Linked DNA regions of Homo sapiens: region 2 is linked to region 1. The links are chromatin loops, found by intact Hi-C in ENCODE. Cell type or tissue: gastrocnemius medialis. All regions are shown on one strand. Links, peaks and the distances in the headings refer to the core of each region. The heading gives the core; the rest is flanking DNA.

Evidence for each region. Peaks named below come from ENCODE experiments on the same cell type or tissue, not always from the same donor. Only the 100,000 strongest peaks of a DNase experiment are listed, where the experiment ranks them.
Region 2: a loop joins it to region 1, with 9 times the contacts of the local background. A loop is called at or near these places in 1 of 110 quality-filtered maps.

Annotation. Positions count from the first base shown.
Region 1 is chr6:14,753,517-14,763,048 of GRCh38, forward strand. No RefSeq gene overlaps it. Among named protein-coding and RNA genes, the nearest start is that of LINC01108, 470 kb to the left of the region's middle. In gastrocnemius medialis, for the core only: no CTCF peak of the experiment used is centred there; a DNase peak (open chromatin) is centred at 5,005.
Region 2 is chr6:14,676,489-14,686,020 of GRCh38, forward strand. All of the region lies in intron 1 of LOC101928354 (a long non-coding RNA gene), which reads right to left. Among named protein-coding and RNA genes, the nearest start is that of LINC01108, 400 kb to the left of the region's middle. RefSeq lists an enhancer at 158-693. In gastrocnemius medialis, for the core only: no CTCF peak of the experiment used is centred there; no DNase peak of the experiment used is centred there.

The DNA of each region.
Region 1 (9,532 bases), core at 3,096-8,095:
TAAATCAAGCTAATTAACATATCCAATATCTCACATACCTATCATTTGTTGTAATACGAACATTTAAAATCTATCTTAGCAATTTTCAAGTATATAATATATTATTATTAACTATAGTCACTATGTTGTACAATTAATCTCCTGAGCTTATTCTATCTAACTAAAATTTTATATTCTTTGACCAACATCTCTACAACCCTGGCCCATCCACCAGGCCAGCCTCTGCCAACCACCATTCTACTCTCTGCTTCTATGAGTTCAGCTTTCTGAGATTCCACCCATAAGTGAGATCACACAGTATTTGTCTTTCTCTGCCTGGCTTGTTTCACTTAGCATAATCTCCTCCGGGTCCATTTATTTGTTGCCAATAACAGGATTTCCTTCTTTTTTAATGGCTGAATAATATTCCATTTTATATATGTAAAGCATTTCATTATATGTAGATATCATGGAATATTCTTTATGTGACATATATATGCATATACATACATATCGCATTTTCCTTATCCATTCATTCATGGATGGACGTTTGAGTTGTTTCCATATCTCAGCTAGCGTGAACAGTGCTGCAGTGAACCTGGGGGTGCAGAGATCTCCCTAACATACTAATTTCATTTATTTTAGCTGTATACCGAGATGCAGGATTGCTGGATCATAGGGTAGTCCTATTTTTAATTTTTTGAGGAAATTTCACACTGTTTTCCATAATGACTGTGCTAGAGAGTGGGGTGAGTTTTCATTTTAATAATCGTGTAGTAATACAAATGTGTATTAGGAAAAATATATACTTGACAAACTTATGATTTCATTGTCATTATATATACTGACATAAATTTTCCCTTTTAATTAATTATTTATTGAAGACATGGTCTTACTCTGTCCCCCAGGCTGAGTGCAGTGCTATGATCACAGCTCACTGTGGCCTTGAACTCTTGGGCTCAAGCGATCCTCTCACCTCAGCCTCTCAAGTAGTTCGAACTGCAAGGGTGTGCCACCATGCCTGGCTAATTTTTTTTTTTTTTTTTTTTTTTTTTTTTTTTTTAGAGACAGGGGTCTCACTATGTTGCCCAGGCTGGTTTTGAACTCCTGAACTCAAGAAAATCCTCTCACTTTGGCCTCCCAAAGTGCTGGGATTACAGGCATGAGCCACTGTGCCCAGTCAAATTTTCCCTTTTTAAATAAACCAACTTAATTTTTAAAGTGAGTTAACACAATATTAAGCAAACAACAGTGAATTAGTCCTCACATATACTGCAGACTGTGAATTTGGTGGTGAGTGACGTTTCGGAAACCCATATGAGGGAGAGGTGGCAGGGAGGTGAAGAGGGGCTGCCCCGAGGACAGGGCCCTGCGGGGAGAGTTGAAATAACAAAACTAAGACAGAGAAAGTCGACTCAGAAAGTTCCTCCATGAGCTCTCACATATATTGGATTCTTCCTTCATCACCAGTCCCCTGTGGTGTAACGTATTCTCGTCGAATTTTCTATAGAATAATTGAGGCCCTCACGAGGTTAACTAAAACACTAAGGTCACCCAGCAAGTTAGCAGCGCAAAGAGAATTAACAAAACGGCCGCCCTCGCCCAGTTGAGAACATCGGCATCTCTCACCTCCGAAGTTCCGAGGGTGCCGCAAGATGGAAAATGAAACTTTCTGTAAAGCAAACTGAGTAAAATAGAGGACTTCGGAGGAAAAAATAAGGGCTGCGGCTGGCTTGGAAAACATTACATTGTTTTCATTACCGTATGTACTTTGAGATGACCCAATTTGAAGGTGCTTGAAGAAGCTTGCTGAATATATGTTCTGTCTCTTTTCCTCTTTCCAAATAAGGCTACATTCACAGGTGCTTGCGACTTCAGCAACTTGTGACGGGGCAGACACAGTTCAACCCATAATACACAATACAGAATGTGGATTTTATTCTAAATGTAATCTCTTGGAGAATTTTAAGCAGGTGAATGATATGATCTGATTTCTGCTTTTTAAAGGTCACTCAGGGCCGGGCGCAGTGGCTCACGCCTGTAATCCCAGCACTTTGGGAGGCTGAGGTGGGCAGATCACGAGGTCAGGAGATCGAGACCAGCCTGGCCAACATGGTGAAACCCCGTCTCTACTGAAAATACAAAAAACAATTAGCCAGGCGTGGTGGCCTGTGGTCTCAGCTACTCGGGAGGCTGAGGCAGGAGAATGGCGTGAACCCGGGAGGCGAGCTTGCAGTGAGCCGAGATCGCACCACTGCTCTCCAGCCTGGGCGACAGAGCAAGACTCTGTCTCAAAAAAAAAAAAAACAAGGTCACTCAGGTTGCTGTGTGGAGAATGGATTATTAGGGCCAAAACCAGAGGCAGGGACACCAGTTAGTCCAAAAATTCAGGCAGGAGATGCTGGTGGCTTGGAAGAAGGTGTTCTGGTAACTGTAACCGGGTATATGCAGCACTTAGGCAGGTGGGGCCTCTCAAAGAATTGAACCAGGAAATGAGCTAACACTCAATCCAGAGAACTCCTAGTCCCTAAAAAGCCAGGTTGGCCACACTGGAGAGTCCACATCCTATCTAACACAATGTCCGGCTCTTGCAAAGACAAGAAAGGGCGTTCCATAAAAGATGAATGAGTCCTTCTCAACATCAACTTTGTAGCTGAGTTTTCCACCTGGCCCCCAATTATCCAGATAACTTATTAAAAGAAAACTTGTCATCCATGAGTTTCTCTACACCAAGGGAAGATGGTTCCGTTTCCCAGTCTCCACCATCGTAGGGATAATGAGCTCCATAAGCCTATCCCTGTTGTATGAGGAGAAGGAGAGGGTACTCGACCCAGAGCTCTTCCAGGAATCCTTACACTGGCTGCATTCTCAGTCTGGGAAGGCCAATTGTGTTCAATCCATTGCCCTGACTAGTGCTTCCTCAGCCCTGCCACCACGATTCACCAATTCCTTCTTTGTCCCTGCCCTGCCTCTTGCCCCATCTCTTTCCTTCCTCTGTCCCTGACCCCCAAGGCTCTCCTAGGCTTCCAGCTTCAGAGCTCATGATTCACTCACTCACTCAGCATTTACATGAGAGCACCTACTGTGTGCCAGGCTCTGCTCTAGATCCTGGGCATCCGGGCACCATGCTTGCTCTCATGAAGCTTACATTCTAGTCAGAAGAGACAAGCAAATAGAAGAATCAGTTTGGCCAGGTACAGTGGCTCAGGCCTGTAATCCTAGCACTTTGGGAGGCCAAGGCGGATGGATCACCTGAGGTCAGGAGTTTGAGACCAGCCTGGCCAATGTGGCAAAACCCCATCTTTACTAAAAATACAAAAATTACCTGGGCGTAGTGGTGGGCGCCTATAATCCCAGCTACTTGGGAGGCTGAGGCAGGAGAATTTCTCGAACCCAGGGGGCGGAGGTGGCAGTGAGCCAAGATCACACCACTTCTCTCCAGCCTGGGTGAAAGAGCAAAACTCCGTCTCAAAAACAAAACAAAAGAAGAATCGATTTAAAAACATCAAATAGTGATAGTGCTCTCTATGCAGGAGTATTTAAAAACAAAACAAAACACTAATGTGAAAGAAAGTGAACAAGTGAGTACTTTACAGTCTGAGAAAGCCTCTCTGAGAAGATCATGTTTGTCAGGCTATCTAAACCATGTGAAGAGTAAGTGAACAGCAGTCCAGGTAGATGAATAGCTCGTGCAAAGGCCCTGGGGTAGGGTGAAAGGGAAGGTTCACAGAGCTGAGTGAAGGCCAGTGTGCAGTAATTCTCAATGGGGCTTCAGTGACAATATGATGTGTGACTGTTCCATGCACTTGGGGATTTGTAGCATCCCTGGCCTCCCTCCCACTAAATGCTGGTCAAGCCCCTAGTCCTAACTACTGAAAACTAGACACACACACTTTTTCCAGTGGCATTTGGGCAGCTGTAGTGCTGCCCTAGTCAAGAAGCACAGCAGGCAGGAATGAGCACAGTTTAAGGGGGACAAAGAGGAAGGTGGGCCTGCATCACACCAGCCTTTGTAGGCAGTTGTATTATTTTCCTAGGACTACTGTAATGAAGTACCACAAATTGGGTGGCTGAGATAACACAACTTTATTAACTCACCATTCTGCAGACTGGAAGTCTAAAATCAAGGTGTCAGCATTTCTAGTTCCTTCTGAGGTCTGCAAGGGAGGATCTGTCCCATGCCTTTCTTCTAACTTCTCGTGGGCTCAAGCATTTTGCTTTGTAGACACTGTGCTCCCTGTGCCTTCACATTGTCTTCCCTCTGTACATGTCTGTCTCTGGGTCTAAATTGCCTTTTTCATAAGGGCATCAGTCATATTGGTTTAGGGCCCACCTACCAACCCCATCTTACCTTAATCATCTGCAAAGAACCTATTTCCAAATAAGGTTACATTCACAGGTACTTGGGACTTCAGCATCTTTTGGGCGAGACACAGTTCAACCCATAATACAGGATATGGGATTTGGATTTTATTCTAAATGTAATCTCTTGGAGAATTTTAAGGAGGTGAGTGACATGATCTGATTTCTGTTTTTAAAAGGTCGCTCAGGTTGCCGTGTGGAGAATGGATTATTGGCGGCAAGACCAGAAGCAGGGATACCAGTGAATGCAAAAATTCAGGCAGGAGATGCTGGTGGCTTGGAAGAAGGTGTCCTGGTAACTGTGGTCAGGTATGTTCAGCACTTAGGCAGGTGGGGCCTCTCAAAGAACTGAACTAAGAAGTAGGCTAACACATCCAATGCTCTGCTAGGGAAAGCTGTCTGGGGACAGCCCACCCAAGTACAAACTGTGGGACCTGAAGGCAGGCAGCCTTCAAGTAGAGACCAGAAGATGACCTAGACAAGTTTCTGAGTGCAGAGGACAGAATTAGGAGATCTTCCAAGTGCCCTTCCAACTGCAGGGGTATATAGTGCTAACAATATCCACACTGTAAGTCAAGACAAGAATCTGCCTCTGCCATGTTGGGCAACTCAGGCCGAGCATTTACATGAGAGGGCAATGGCCTCGTTACCTCACTCTTGCTCCATCCCTCTCTCCAGCTGACAATGGCATACACCAGGGCCACACACTGCCACTTCCTTTTCAGAGCTGTACCAATACACATCCCTTCCAATCAATTAATATTTCCATCTCAGTGAACAAGAACAAGTTAACACGCTGACAGTGTGGGCTACCTTCCAGGGTTTGTCTGCTGACAGATTAAAAAGTATGTCAACATGGCTTGATATTAACAAATATTGCAAAGCAGGAGCCTTTGTTTGTTTTGTTTTGTTTTGTTTTCCTAGTTTATTGGTAGTGCTGGCGAACCCACGCCTGCATTCATCCAAAGGTAGACCGACCAGGTGATGTCAGCCCAGCCAAGACCTCAGTATGTGAAAGTGCTGGTGAACTGCAGCAGCCAGTCAGTTGCTCACTCCTGCTGGGTGAATCAGCCAGGAGAAGAGCAGCCAGCGAGTAGGTGTGCAGCTTCTTTATTATGCAATTGGAGGGGATGACATGGTTGTCATAAGATGCACTTTTAAGTGGCTGAGTTTTCAATATCGAAGGTGAAAGCAATAGAAGATTTTTGCAACTTTTAAAGAAAAGGTTTTTTTTTTTAATGGTGTCTTTTAATTTTTTAAATAAAGCACTAAATGAACCTTTTCTCACTCTCCATCCTCTCTGGCTGCCTGCTCACAAATAGTGATTAAGGGCTGTCTGACATCCAAGGTCACTGGACTGGCAGGGATACAGAGCCCCTCTAGAAGAGGGTTTGCCAACTATGGCCCACCGCTCCATTCCAGCCCACCATCTGCTTCTGTGCACCCCATGAGCAAAGCCTGGCTTTCACATTTTTAAATGGTTAAAAAAAATCAAAAAAGCCATATGTCATAACACACGACTCACATTTCATCACACATGAAAATTAAAATTACGGGAAATTCAAGTTTCAACATCCATAAAGAAAGGTGTATTGAAACATGGCCATGCTCATTTGTTTACATATTATCTATGACCGCTTTCATGAAATAACAGCAAGGTTGAACAGTTTTCAGAGACTGTGTGGCCTATAAAGTCTAAAATGTTGACTGATTCTTTAGAGGAAAAAGTTTGATGACTCCTACTATAGAGTTTGAGGAAGAAGCATACTGGATCCTGTTATTTGGTCTCTATGCATTTTCTTTTTTCTTTTTTCTTTTTTTTTTTTTTTTTTTTTGAGACGGAGTCTTGCTCTGTCACCCAGGCTGGAGTGTAGTGGTGCGATCTCAGCTCACTGCAACCTTCACCTCCCGGATTCAAGCAATTCTCCCTGCCTTAGCCTCCCGAGTAGCTGGGATTACAGGCGTGCACCACAACACCCAGCTCATTTTTATGTATTTAATTGAGAGGGGGTTTTGCCATGTTGGCCAGGCTGGTCTCAAACTCCTGACCTCAGGTGATCCACCTGCCTTGGCCTCCCAAAGTGTTGGGATTACAGACGTGAGCCACTGCATCTGGCCTCTAGGCATTTTCAATTACTCTCCTAACTGTTTTAGATTACTTTTATTCATTTAAAAATCTACATTAAGCTCCTAACTAGGCAGGCAACATGCTGGGTCCTGGAGGTACAACTGAGAACAATGAGGGACAGTCCCTGTTCTCAGAGCTGAAAGTCCAGTAGAAGAGCAGGTGTTCATCACACCATGCAAATGCAGTCTACCAAAAAACAATAACCTTGGCAAGTGTTCAGACGGGAGGTCCATAGAGCTATAAAAGCACAACATAGGTGAATTGACCTCCTGTTCTGGGATATCAAGGAAGATATGCCAAAGTGTAGATTAATGATTGATCTGGAATTTGTAGGAAACGTTGAAGCTAGGAAGGGAAGAGGGAAGACAAGGAGTATTTCAATTTCTTGACCATATCCTTCTTACTTTCTTCCAGTCCTTACTGTACTGGGATGGGGTGAAGCACAGAAAAGGAAGGGAACAAGCATGATGAGGCAAAGGTGGAGGGTTAGGTAGGATCCAAGCTATGCAGATAAGAATGGTGGGAAGTTGTGCAAGATGTTCTCAGCAGCACTATGCCATTAGCAAAACTCTGGAAGCAACCAAAAGACCAGAGGAGAATCGATAAATAAAAACTGTTGTATTCACACAATGGAATATTAAAAAGCAGCGAAAGCAAATCCACTACAACCACATGCAACAACATGGGTGAGTCTTAGCAACACGTTATGAAATAAACAAAGCAGGTCCCAGTAGATAACACATAATACGACAAACTTTTCAAAAATTTAAAGGTAACTAAAATTTAACAAGACATATTTTAGGAATATACTACTGTAATAAAACCATGTTTCAATAAAGCAAAGAAATAGTCAAGTACAAGGCTTAGAGTTGTGAGTTGACAGTGTTAGGGGTTGGGGAGAAGCACTCAGGTAGATAAATGTTGTGAATGTTCCATTTTTTGTGGGCAATAGATTCATAGGTATTTATTATACTAAAAATTCGAGGCCAGGCATGGTGGCTCACACTTGTATTATAATATCAGCATTTTAGGAGGCTAGGGCAAGAGCACTGCTTGAGCCCAGGCTTCAGTGAGCTAGGACTGCACCACTACACTCCACCTTGGGCGTCAGAGCAAAACCCTGTCTCAAGAAAAAAACAAAAAATCAAAATAGCCATGAGCCTGATGTAACTATTACACATTGTATGCCGGTATCAAAATATCTCATGTATCTCATAAATATACAAACCTACTAGGTACTCACAAAAGTTAAAAATTTAAAAAAAAATGAAAACAAAACAAAATGGCCGTGAGATGTCATGGCAATTTATAACAGAGGGTGGCATGTTCAACATGCTCATTTGCAGTTCAACATAATCTCTCTGGCTGAATTCTGGAGAATTCTTTGGAATGGGGCAAGAGTGGAAGCAGGTAGCCCCGTGAAGAGGCTACTGTCAATGTACAGCCAGAGATGAGGGAGGCTTAGACTTGGGGAAGGTGGCAGAGGCAGAGAGAATCGTACCTTTGCTCAGACTGACTTGCTATCCATGCTTACATTTAGGGCATCGGTATTAAAGAAACATCAACTCAACACTCTATTAAGTAGATGCTAGGAAATAAAATGAATCAGGTGGGAGCTAAATGATGAGAACTTATGAACACAAAGAAGGGAACAGCAGACACTGGGGCCTACTGGAGGGGGGAAGGTGGGAGGAGGGAGAGGAGCAGAGAAGGTAACTATTGGGTACTGGGCTTAATACCTGGATGATGAAATAATAGGTACAACAAACCCCCATGACACGTGTTTACCTATGTAACAAACCTTTACGTGTGCCCCCGAACATAAAATAAAAATTAAACTGTAAAAAAAAAAGGAAATTAATCAGGACAGTGCCTTTGACAATAGATTTCCAAGTCATCCCATTAGAAAAGGTGTTATCAGGTGAATCAACATAGACTCCATCTGAATGATGATTTGGAGATAATCTGAGCATTATCATCCAGGGTAGCTAGCATAAGAGAGCTCCAGAAAATCCTCTTATCTCCTAGAAAAGTAAGAGAAAAATCACAACAAAACTATAACTGGACAATGTCACCCCCATCCTCCCAGGGAGGTTTTCTCCCCTCACTTTTATTGTACCTGTCTTCTACCTCCACAAATGTACCTGTCTCCTACCTCCACAATTTACTACTTCTCTGAAGTAACAATTCTGGGAAACTGATTTCCCAACCATCATGTTTAGTTTGGCCAACTGCTCACTCGTGACTGCAATTTTAGGTACAAGGGTCAAGGCTAAAGTCCAGCAAAGACGAGTGATGATTCTGCGACCCATTCTCACAGGAAGGCTTGGAGTCATTCATGGGTGGCCGCCGTCTTCTCTTCACTAGGCAGCTGGTGGTACATCAGAAGGCAACTCGTTGTAGGCCTTCCAGGTTCGGGCTGCTTGGTCTCTCACCAGTTCTCTACTATGAGGCTGCCCAGTGAAGTGAAGCTTAGGATTCGGGGCTGTTATCTTAGCTCCACCCTTACTAGCTAAGGGACCTCGGGGCGGGGTGGGGTGGGCCATGGACCTGTGAATCTGTGACAACACAGATGTAGGCACTCTGCAAATGTTAGTCACCATCCCCAGGAAGCAATCTCAAAACACCCCTCCTCCCTGCCATAGATGCTGCTGGGTTTCTCTGCATCATTATCAAATGGTCCAGTATAACTTCAACTTCTCTCCAACCAGCCTGATTTTCCCCACAGACACAGGACAGAAGAACAAGGAGCAGGAGCTGGCTGATGCTGTTCTTGGTGGTCATAGATCTTTTTGTCCACCCTCGTGGACAGGCTTTATCCTCTGCAGTGCCCAGAGGCTTCTTTCTTTCATTTTCGGCTCTTTTCTTTTTTTAAATCCAGTCGCTTGTTGGTTATCATACTTGCAAAGCAAACAATTGGGGGGTGGAGGGGAAGAAGAAAAAACGTAATGGGCCAACCACACTTTCCTCCATCACACCCCATCTCCTGAGCCAACAGGTCTACTTGTCTTCTTCCAGTTCCCTTCCCCAAGAAATAACAATGCATGACATTATTTACAAAAT
Region 2 (9,532 bases), core at 2,099-7,098, 78 kb before region 1:
AAGGGTTTGAATTAACAGAGATTAGGGATCATTTCTGGTTCTGATTTTATGTGTTCTATTGCACTAAAATACTCCGGTATTTTCTTTTAGTATGAATTTCTTCAGAAAATGTACATTAATCAAAGATATTCATGACAATAACATTTGAATAGTTACTACCACCAGCTCTTACAAAGCACTTTTACCTGTTGACTCTTCATCCTCGCAGGAATCCTATTGCAGGGTACTATTGACAGATCCAGTCTACTGACGAGGGAGCGAACGCAGATGAGTAGACAACCACTCCATTCCCCCTTGCGCGTCTCAGAGGCATCTCCAATGGAAGAAGTCTGAAACTGAACTCCTGACTCCCCCTCCCCACCCCACCCCACCCAAACCTACTCCTCTCCTCATCTTCCCTACTCCATCAATGGCAACCCCGTTCTTCATAATATCCAGGCAGAAAGCTTTCAACCTTCTCCTGCCTCTGATTCATCTCAAGTCATGTCAATTTCGCCCTCAAAATATGTCCAGAACCTACTGTTTCTTTACCACCCCTGCGTGACCACTTGGGCCTAAGCCTCCATCGTGTGTTGCCTGGGCCATTGCGAGAGCCTTTGGAGTGGGCTCTCTGTTTCTACCCTTCCGTTTTCCATCACACATACACACATACACGCATGCACACGTACACACACGCACGCACACGCGCACACACATGCACACGCACACATGCACGCATGCACGCACACACATGCACGCACACATAGTATATTCTCTATACAGTAGCCAGAATCATCCTTTGTGATATGTGAGATTATGCCATTCCTCTGCTCAAAACTTTCAGTGGCTTCCCACCTCACTCAAGATAAAATTCAGTGATCTTACCCTTGCCTACAAGGTCCTCCAAGGTCTCCCCACACCCACCTGTTTGCTGTCCTCTCTCGCCCACCTCCCCACCCACGCCACCTCCCCAACCCTTCCGCCCCAGGCTCAGTCTCCCCTGCCACACCAGCCCCTTTACCCTTCTCAAACACAACAGGCCACTCCCTGTCTCAGTCCTGGCCTGGTCAGCCCTCCCCACAGATATGCAAATGGATTTTCATTCAGGTCTCTGCACCTCACCAAAAAGACTTTCCCTGACTACATAAAGCAGCACCTCTCCTATCTGTGTCCCCATAGCTTGGTTGATTTTTCTTCTTTGGATGCGTCTCTCCTGACACATTTTGTACCATGTTTCATTTATTGCCCTTTTCCTCCTAGACTTTGTTGCTTGTGCTCACTGTTGAATCCCCAATGCCTAGAACAGTACCTGGCATTTTAAAAGTCTCTCAATAAATATAGGTAGTCTTTGTTATCTGAATCCAATCCTTCTCTGAAATTCTACCACAAAGTGAACTTTTGGCGGCAAGAGCTTATATTCTATTACATCAAAGAAAAAAATAATAATGCATTCTCTATATCACCTATATTCTTAATCACCCATAAGACAATCCACTGTGGATTTCTGCATGATATGATACAAGGCATTTAAAACACTAATTACCTAATTATTTGACACTTAGTGAGCTCATTAGTGGGTGTGTTTGTATGTAATATGCTATAATACTGAAAGAATTACCTTTTCCTTCTACACTGAAAAAAGTCATGTATTGTAAAAAATAAAATGATTTCCTAAAGATATGTAATGAATGCAAATATAATTACCAAAATGAATAAACATTTTTAAACAATTATTTACTGAATGAAGAGTTACTTGTGTGCAAACTGGACATCACTGTTACTGTTAGGACAGTGGAGAGAGCTAAATCAAAGTGAGCTGGGGAAAAAGCAAATGAAACCATCAACACCCAAGGTTCATCCATTTCCAAATCGAGGAATGTCCAACTCATTCCTCGATAGTAGGCACCTCCTCTTCTTGGCATTCAGGATGCTGCAAGTGAATAGAGGTCTGTGAATCTTTGTCAAAATCTGTAAATGAGGCAATGAGGTTTTTTTTTTTTAAACAACACTCAAAATAGACATCTGTTCTAACTATGTGATTATATAATTTATTATCTACACAGAAATAATTTTGAATGTGAAAAAGAGAAAAATAAAATTGTATATATATATTTTTAGATCATAAATTTTTTATTATTATTATACTTTAAGTTCTGGGACACATGGGCAGAACGTTCAGGTTTGTTACATAGGTATACATGTGTCATGGTGGTTTGCTGCACCCATCAACCCATCATCTAGCTTTTAAGCCCTGCATGCATTAGGTATTTGTCCTAATGCTCTCCCTCCCCTTGCCCCCCACCCCCCAACAGGCCCCGGTGTGTGATGTTCCCCTCCCTGTGTCCATGTGTTCTCCATTGTTCAACTCCCATTTATGAGTGAGAATATGCAGTGTTTGGTTTTCTGTTCCTGTGTTAGTTTGCTGAGAATGATGGTTTCCAGCTTCATCCATGTCCCTGCAAAGGACATGAACTCAAAATTATATTTTTAAAGCATGCATTTATAGATTGACAAATTGGTTTTGTACAACAGTAGGTATATAAAATACTTATAGTCAAAAATTATCTTCAAAGGGAAAATCATTTCTAAAAATAAAAAAATCAATGTACATTAAAGTACAGGTTTTTTTAAGTTATAGGTTGATTTGCTTAAACATAAAAATAATATAAACAGGAGGCAAAAGAAAATGCATGAAATAACTGAAGCAGTGTACTATTTTGGTTCATAATTATCATAATCAGTTTTGAAGTCATATCTATATTTGATATCATGTCACTGGTATCTTTCTTCTTTTTTTTTTTCAGACGGAGTTTCACTCTTGTCACCCACGCTGGAGTGGAGTGGCGTAATCTCCGCTCACTGCAACCTCTGCCTCCTGTATTTAAGCCATTCTCCTGCCTCAGCCTCCTGAGTAGCTGGGATTACAGATGCGCGCCACCACGCCCAGCTAATTTTTATTATTTTTTTAGTAGAGATGGAGTTTCACCATGTTGGCCAGGCTGGTCTCGAACTCCTGACCTCAGATGATCCACCCGCCTCGGCCTCCCGAAGTGCTGGGATTCCAGGCATGAGCCACTACTCCTGGGCCCATCACTGGTATCTTTCTAAAGAAAGCATTTGTGATATATGTATTTTTAATTTTTTCGTAAAATTACTTGCAGTCTTTTTCAAAGTTGAACTTTATAGTTTGTAAATCTGAAATTACTGATACTGTCAACTGACTCTTCTCAGATGACCATAGTATTTTTAATAAAGAAAATACTCTTTCTACAAGTGCTGCAGCACCTTGTAAGCTAAGAATTAATTCTGGTCAACAGAAGACATTCCCAGTTCTATTTCTTTTTTCTTCCTGAAGTATGTTAATATTTCAGTTCAAATCTTTTCACGGGTACCATCTTTTTATCTCCATACAGAGAAACTTTCACAAAGATTTTACAAGGCAAAACTCATCAAACAAGTTGTTTCTATTTAGGATTTTTTTAAATGTTTTGCCAAATTTAGATGCTTAAAAATCATAGACCTCTGAATTTTATTCCATTCCAGTATAGAACATAAATTTATCCAATTAAATATAAAAGTTCCATCAAAATATCCTTCCCATAAATCAAGATATTTCAAAGCATAACTGTTTAATCTCAAATGTAACTTATTTAAGTTGTTTATCCTTTGGCTTTGTAGGTCGAAGGTTAGTTTTCAATAATTACATTTTCCTAAAAGCTTCAAGAGCTGAAGTCTTTTGGCTCACCATTCCTTGACTACTTGATGAAAAATTACCAACCAGTTTTGAACAAAAAGCAAGCACAATTTAGAGGCCTCGTTTTTTTTTTTAAAAAAAAAGTAAAAGGTCACTGTATATTGCAGTATGCTTGAGCTGATTTACAAATAATCCTTCAAAGGTTCAAACATTTCTAAAATCTAAGAACATGCAGGAGGGAAGAAAAAAAGCACATGCCACCAGGCTGCAGCGTTTTTTTAATTCAACATCGTCTCTATCACAAATATTTTGTAGTTCAGTTTCTCTGTGTATAAATAAAAATACTTATAATGTTTGTCAACTATAGCTTCTATTTTGCTGGTAGACTATCACAGCTTGTTTGGATGCAATTATGAACCCTGAACGCACTACATCTAATTCCAAATATATTTCTGTTCCATAGATTTCTTAATTTAGTAATAACACTATTTTTCCCATGATTCTGTACTCCATGAAAATCTATATTTATAGTACCTCCTCCATCTTAATTGTTGAATGTTTTAAGTGAAGTTATAAATTACAGTATGAGAGGCTATATCTTTGACAGGATGAACTTTCAAAAGCTTTCCTTTGAGTCCTTGGGCTCAAAAAAAAAATCAAACCATTATTTAAATTAACTGATTTTCTCTACAAGAAATGGATCTAAATCTGCATCGTTTAACTGTTTATAAAAATCTTCTTCTACTGATAGAGCCATTCCGTTAGTAGCTATCACTTTTCTTTCCCAATGCTCACAAGAAAAAGTGAAATTAAAATTAAGCAAAATTAATTTAGAAGAAAAAAATCACTACCTAAAAAGTCATACTACCCAGAGTGATATATAAACATAATTGCTTAAATTATCAGCTCGGTCATAATCTTCCTAAAATAGCTATTAGTTTTTGAAATAGCTTTTCCATAACAATTTGTCTTCTGGGTGTACCTGTGGTCAGTGATATGACTACAGCCACTGAGTGTATGGCAAATGTTGACAAGCATTTCTGCAAGTTGTACATCATCATCAACATTCTTTAGAAAAGATTATTTCATACTTAATTTTTTATGAAACATGCACTTTTTTGTTGTTGCTGTTGTTGAGACAGAGTCTCGCTCTGTCGCCAGGCTGGAGTGCAGTGGCGCGATCTTGGCTCACTGGAATCTCCGCCTCCAGGGTTCAAGCGGTTCTCCTGCCTCAGCCTCCCGCATAGCTGGGACTATAGGCACCCACCACCATGCCCGGCTAATTTTTGTATTTTTAGTAGATACGTGATTTCACCATATTGGCCAGGCTGGTCTCGAACTCCTGACCTTGTGATCCGCCTGCCTCGGCCTCCCGAAGTACTGAGATTATAGGCATGAGCCACCGTGCCCAGCCCTAAACATGCACTTTTTTTTTTTTTTTTTTTTAGCTCAATGCTGCTGAAAGGGATTTGGCTTTGCACAAAGCAAAATTAGAAAAAAAACAAAACAAAACAGTATTATCACAATAAGGTAAATACATAGGTTATAGATGTATAATATATATTAGATGACAAACTACTGACGTAGTAACTGCAAGAGCATTCAGACCATTCTGTCTGCGCTCCACAGTGGAACTTTTGGCCTCTATTTCTCATGCATGTTTCACATACACCAAACCTAAGACATCTCATATTTCCCTGTGTCAGCAATGACTCCATGTCCTGGTGGCTCTACCATCTCTGACAGGCAGAGGCTCGGGCCATGGACAGCGGAGCCAGCAGGGGCAGCACCAATAACTTAGACCAGAAGGAGTTCATTGTCCCCGGCCACTGGGTTCTGAGTGAAACAGACTCTCCCTCAGAGCCCTCTCCTGAAATCTCCTCATCGTGTGATCTTGGACATGTTACTTAACCTTAACATGCCTCAGTTTCTTCATTTGGAAAACAAGTATGATATTATTCGTCCTTAAAAAGGCATGAAGTGGTGATACATGCTACCCCATGAAGAAACCTCAAAAACATGAGGTTTAGCTAAGTGAAAGAAGCCAGACGCAAAAGGTAACATATGATATGCTTTCATTTCTATGACATGTCCAGAGTAGGCAAATCCACAGAAATGGGAAGCAGATTGTGGTTTGTGGTTACCAGGGCTAAGGGAGAGGAGAATGAGGAGTCAACTGCTTAATGGGTGTTGTAGGTTGAATTGCGCTCCCCCGAAAAGCTACGTTGAAATTTTAATCATTAAGTACCTCAGAATGTGACATTATTTGGAAATAGGGTTTTATGGAGGTAATCAAGTTAAAATGAGGTCACTAGTATGGTCCCTAATCTAATATGAATGGTGTCCTTGTAAAAAGGGGAAATTAGGACAGAGAAAGATGAACAGAGGCAGAGGGAAGACAAGGTGCAGACACACAGACAGAACACTATTGGGAGATGGAGGCAGAGACTGGACTGATGCCGCGGGAAGCCAGGGATCACCATGATTGCTGTTCACACCAGAAGCCAGGAAGAGGTGAGGAAAGATTCTACTCAGAGTCTCAGGGAGCATGGCCCTACAGACACCTTGGTTCCAGACTTCCAGCCTGTAGAACTGTGAGACAATACGTTTCCACTGTTTTAAGCCACTAACACAACAAATACAGGGTTTCCTTGTGGGGGTGATGAAAATGTTCTGGAACCTCATAGAAGTAGTGGTTGAACAATGTTATGAATGTATTAGATGTTGTTGAATTTTTCATGTAAAAAGGGTTAATTTTATGTTAAGTGGATTTCAACTCAGTAAACTCACACATGTGCACACACACATATATCATCTAGTGTGGTAGTGTGGTGTTGTAAGTATTCAATGAGTCAACTCATAGGAATTTAGAACAGTCCCTGAGATACAGTAATCCCTCAATAAGTGTTAGTTAGTATTACTATTTTCAAGAGTCTCTCTCCAAACTTCCCACCTCTAGCCATCAAATAATCAGATAGCAGCAACTAATTCCCTCACCTGTTTTCCTTTTATGCAGAGTATTTTAGCTCTCTCCTGCCAGACCACGCCATGTATATTAGGGTTCTCATAGAAGAACAGAACTAATAGGATACACACACACACACACACACACACACACACACACACACACACATATATATAAAGGGGAGGTTATTAAGTATTAATTTACAGGATCACAAGGCCCCACAATAGGCTGTCTGCAAGCCCTGAGGAGCGACAAGAGCCAGTCCAAGTCCCAAATCTGAAGAACTTGGAGTCTGATGTTCAAGAACTTGGAGTCTGATCCAGCACGGGAGAAAGATGTAGGCTGGGAGGCTGGGCCCATCACATCTCTTCATGTTTTTCTGCCTGCTTTACATTTGCTGGCAGTTGATTAGATGGTACCCACCCGATTAAGGGTGGGTCTGCCTTCCCCAGCCCACTGACTCAAATGTTACCCTCCTTTGGCAACACCCTCACAGGCATACCCAGGATCAATATTGCATCCTTTAATCCAATCAAGTTGACACTCAATATTAACCATCACACCAGGTGAGTACTAAGTCTGACATGTCTTCTCTTCACATCAACTGGCCCATCAAGTCACTTTCCCAAGAGTTTCACAGCCGCAAGATGAATTATACCCCGCTCACAGCCCAACCTTCTCCACCAGGTATTCAGAAACTAGCTTTGGCCAAATTTATAAAAATGGCAATAATTTCATCCCAACCCACTAGAGTCCGTGTGTGAAAATGAACCCATTTCACTACTACCAAATGACAAGCACTTTCAGTCATCCTCCTGCCACTAACAGGTCATTCTCTAGGCTGTGATGGCAAAGCCAGCAAGGCCAGTTGCCCACGTGGAAATCAGACCCACAAGGGCACTGGGTTCCAACCAAGTGGGTTTACTGTCCTCTACTTGGTTCATTACATGAGGAAAAAGCCCAAGTGGGTGGACTGTTGATCTGTTAAAATGGTTTAAGACCCAGAAGAACTAAGAATCAAGACCTTGATTCTAGAGAATTAAAAAACACAGAAAAATCACTTGAGAACTTGAATGTCTTCTTGCTCCTCACCCCACTCTTGAGAATTACAGAAGAGAAAGACAGAGAGCTTTGCTAAGTGTTGAGAAACCAGCTTTGGAGAGATCTGGTACTTTGTACAAGTGGGAATGATCATAGGAGGAAAGGAAAGGAAGAAATTGTACAAGGACACCAGAGCAATGAAAAGAAAAACTCGAGGAGACATGTTAGACCATAGTAGCTGATTTGAATCAAGCAAGACATAGATTTGGGGCAGGCGTTTCTGAAAACACATGCCTCAAATTGTATTTCACAAAATTGCTGTTAATGCCCTACAACTTGTAACATGCTGCACCTTCAGGAAGACCCTTTTGTATTATTAATATTTTATTGTTTTTATAGTAGGCACCATAGGAGTGAGTATGTGGGAGTGAAACTGTACGGGCAAGCTCTTTACCAGGCATCCAGGTGGCAGCTCAAAGCACTAGTTTGAATGATTCCATTACAAGTTAGATGCATATTTATGCCTCAGATGCTTTCTCCTTCATAAATATTTTCTCTGGTGTCTCCATGTTCTTCCCTATCCATTTAGGGATCAGTTAACCCTATAATCAAACACTACTGCTCAAGCCATGGAAACAGACAGTGTTTCCCAAACAACAGTAAAAGGAAGAGAAATCCATCCAACATGCTATTCTTATCACAATATTAACAGGTTCCTGAGGAAAGACTTTTCCCTCACTTTGATCTGCTGAGATTACCAGAAAAATAGAGGCTACACTTAGAAAGAAAAAAAGAATCCTTACTATAGGATAGGCCAAGTGAGAAATTTTATGAGTCAAACAAGTAAGGACGATGATAGAAAAAAAAATGATGAAAATAATTGCAGCCAACATTTATGGAGCACACAGGCCAGGCCTTGCGCTGAGTGGTCTATGTGATTTATCTCACATAATCTTTCCAGCCACCCTGTAGGGTAAATGTCATTATCCCCATTTCACAGATGAACTAACTGAAACTCAGAAAACACTGCCAAGTTCCTAAGCTATTAACTGGAGCCAGCCCTCCGATTTAGGTTTATCTGATTCTAAAGTCCATGGTGCTAATTACAATGCTCCTTGCCAAAATGAAAGTTTTCACATGCCCAAGGAAAATGCTACCAATCCCCTCCCAGAGGATTCTTGCTCTTTTTGTCGAAAGATGCAATTTTTACTGCAAACAATCTGTAGCTCATATTGCTGGCATCCCAGCATGGCCAGGTCTGCTGCTCTGGAAGCAAGAGGTCATTTTCTTCTTCCTAACCAAAGTAAGCAAAGCACACTTGGTCTTTGGGCTTAAAAAAAAAAAAAAAAAAAAAAAAGCCAAGAGACATAAACAGGTGAATATAGTTGTTGCAAAGACAAATAATAAAAATGAAGCCCCTGAATGTATTGGAAGGGAAAAATGAGTGCCCTGCAGTCAAGACATAATTGCTAGAGAGCTAAAGAGAAGAAAAAGAAGGGAGAGAAAAGCCAAAAAAACAATTCAAAGCACAAAATAAAGGCAGAGAAAAGTAAATGCTTTTCTTGGATAATTAAAACCAGGGTCTTACAAGATATGAAGTTAGATACTCGGTGAATTATATATTTCTAATTCCTCTCCCTAAGTGCCACAGGCTAGAGACAGCCTCCCAGGTATTAATGAAAAGGCCACAGCATGGTGCCCTAAATTCACTGCGGTGTGCCTAACCTAACAAAATACGCTCGAAAACCCAGGGAAATGGCAAAGTCAATTCCTTTGATCAGTTGATTTCTTCTTAATGGTAACTGTTCTCAAATTGACACCCTTCCCCCCACCCCCACTACCAATGCCATCAC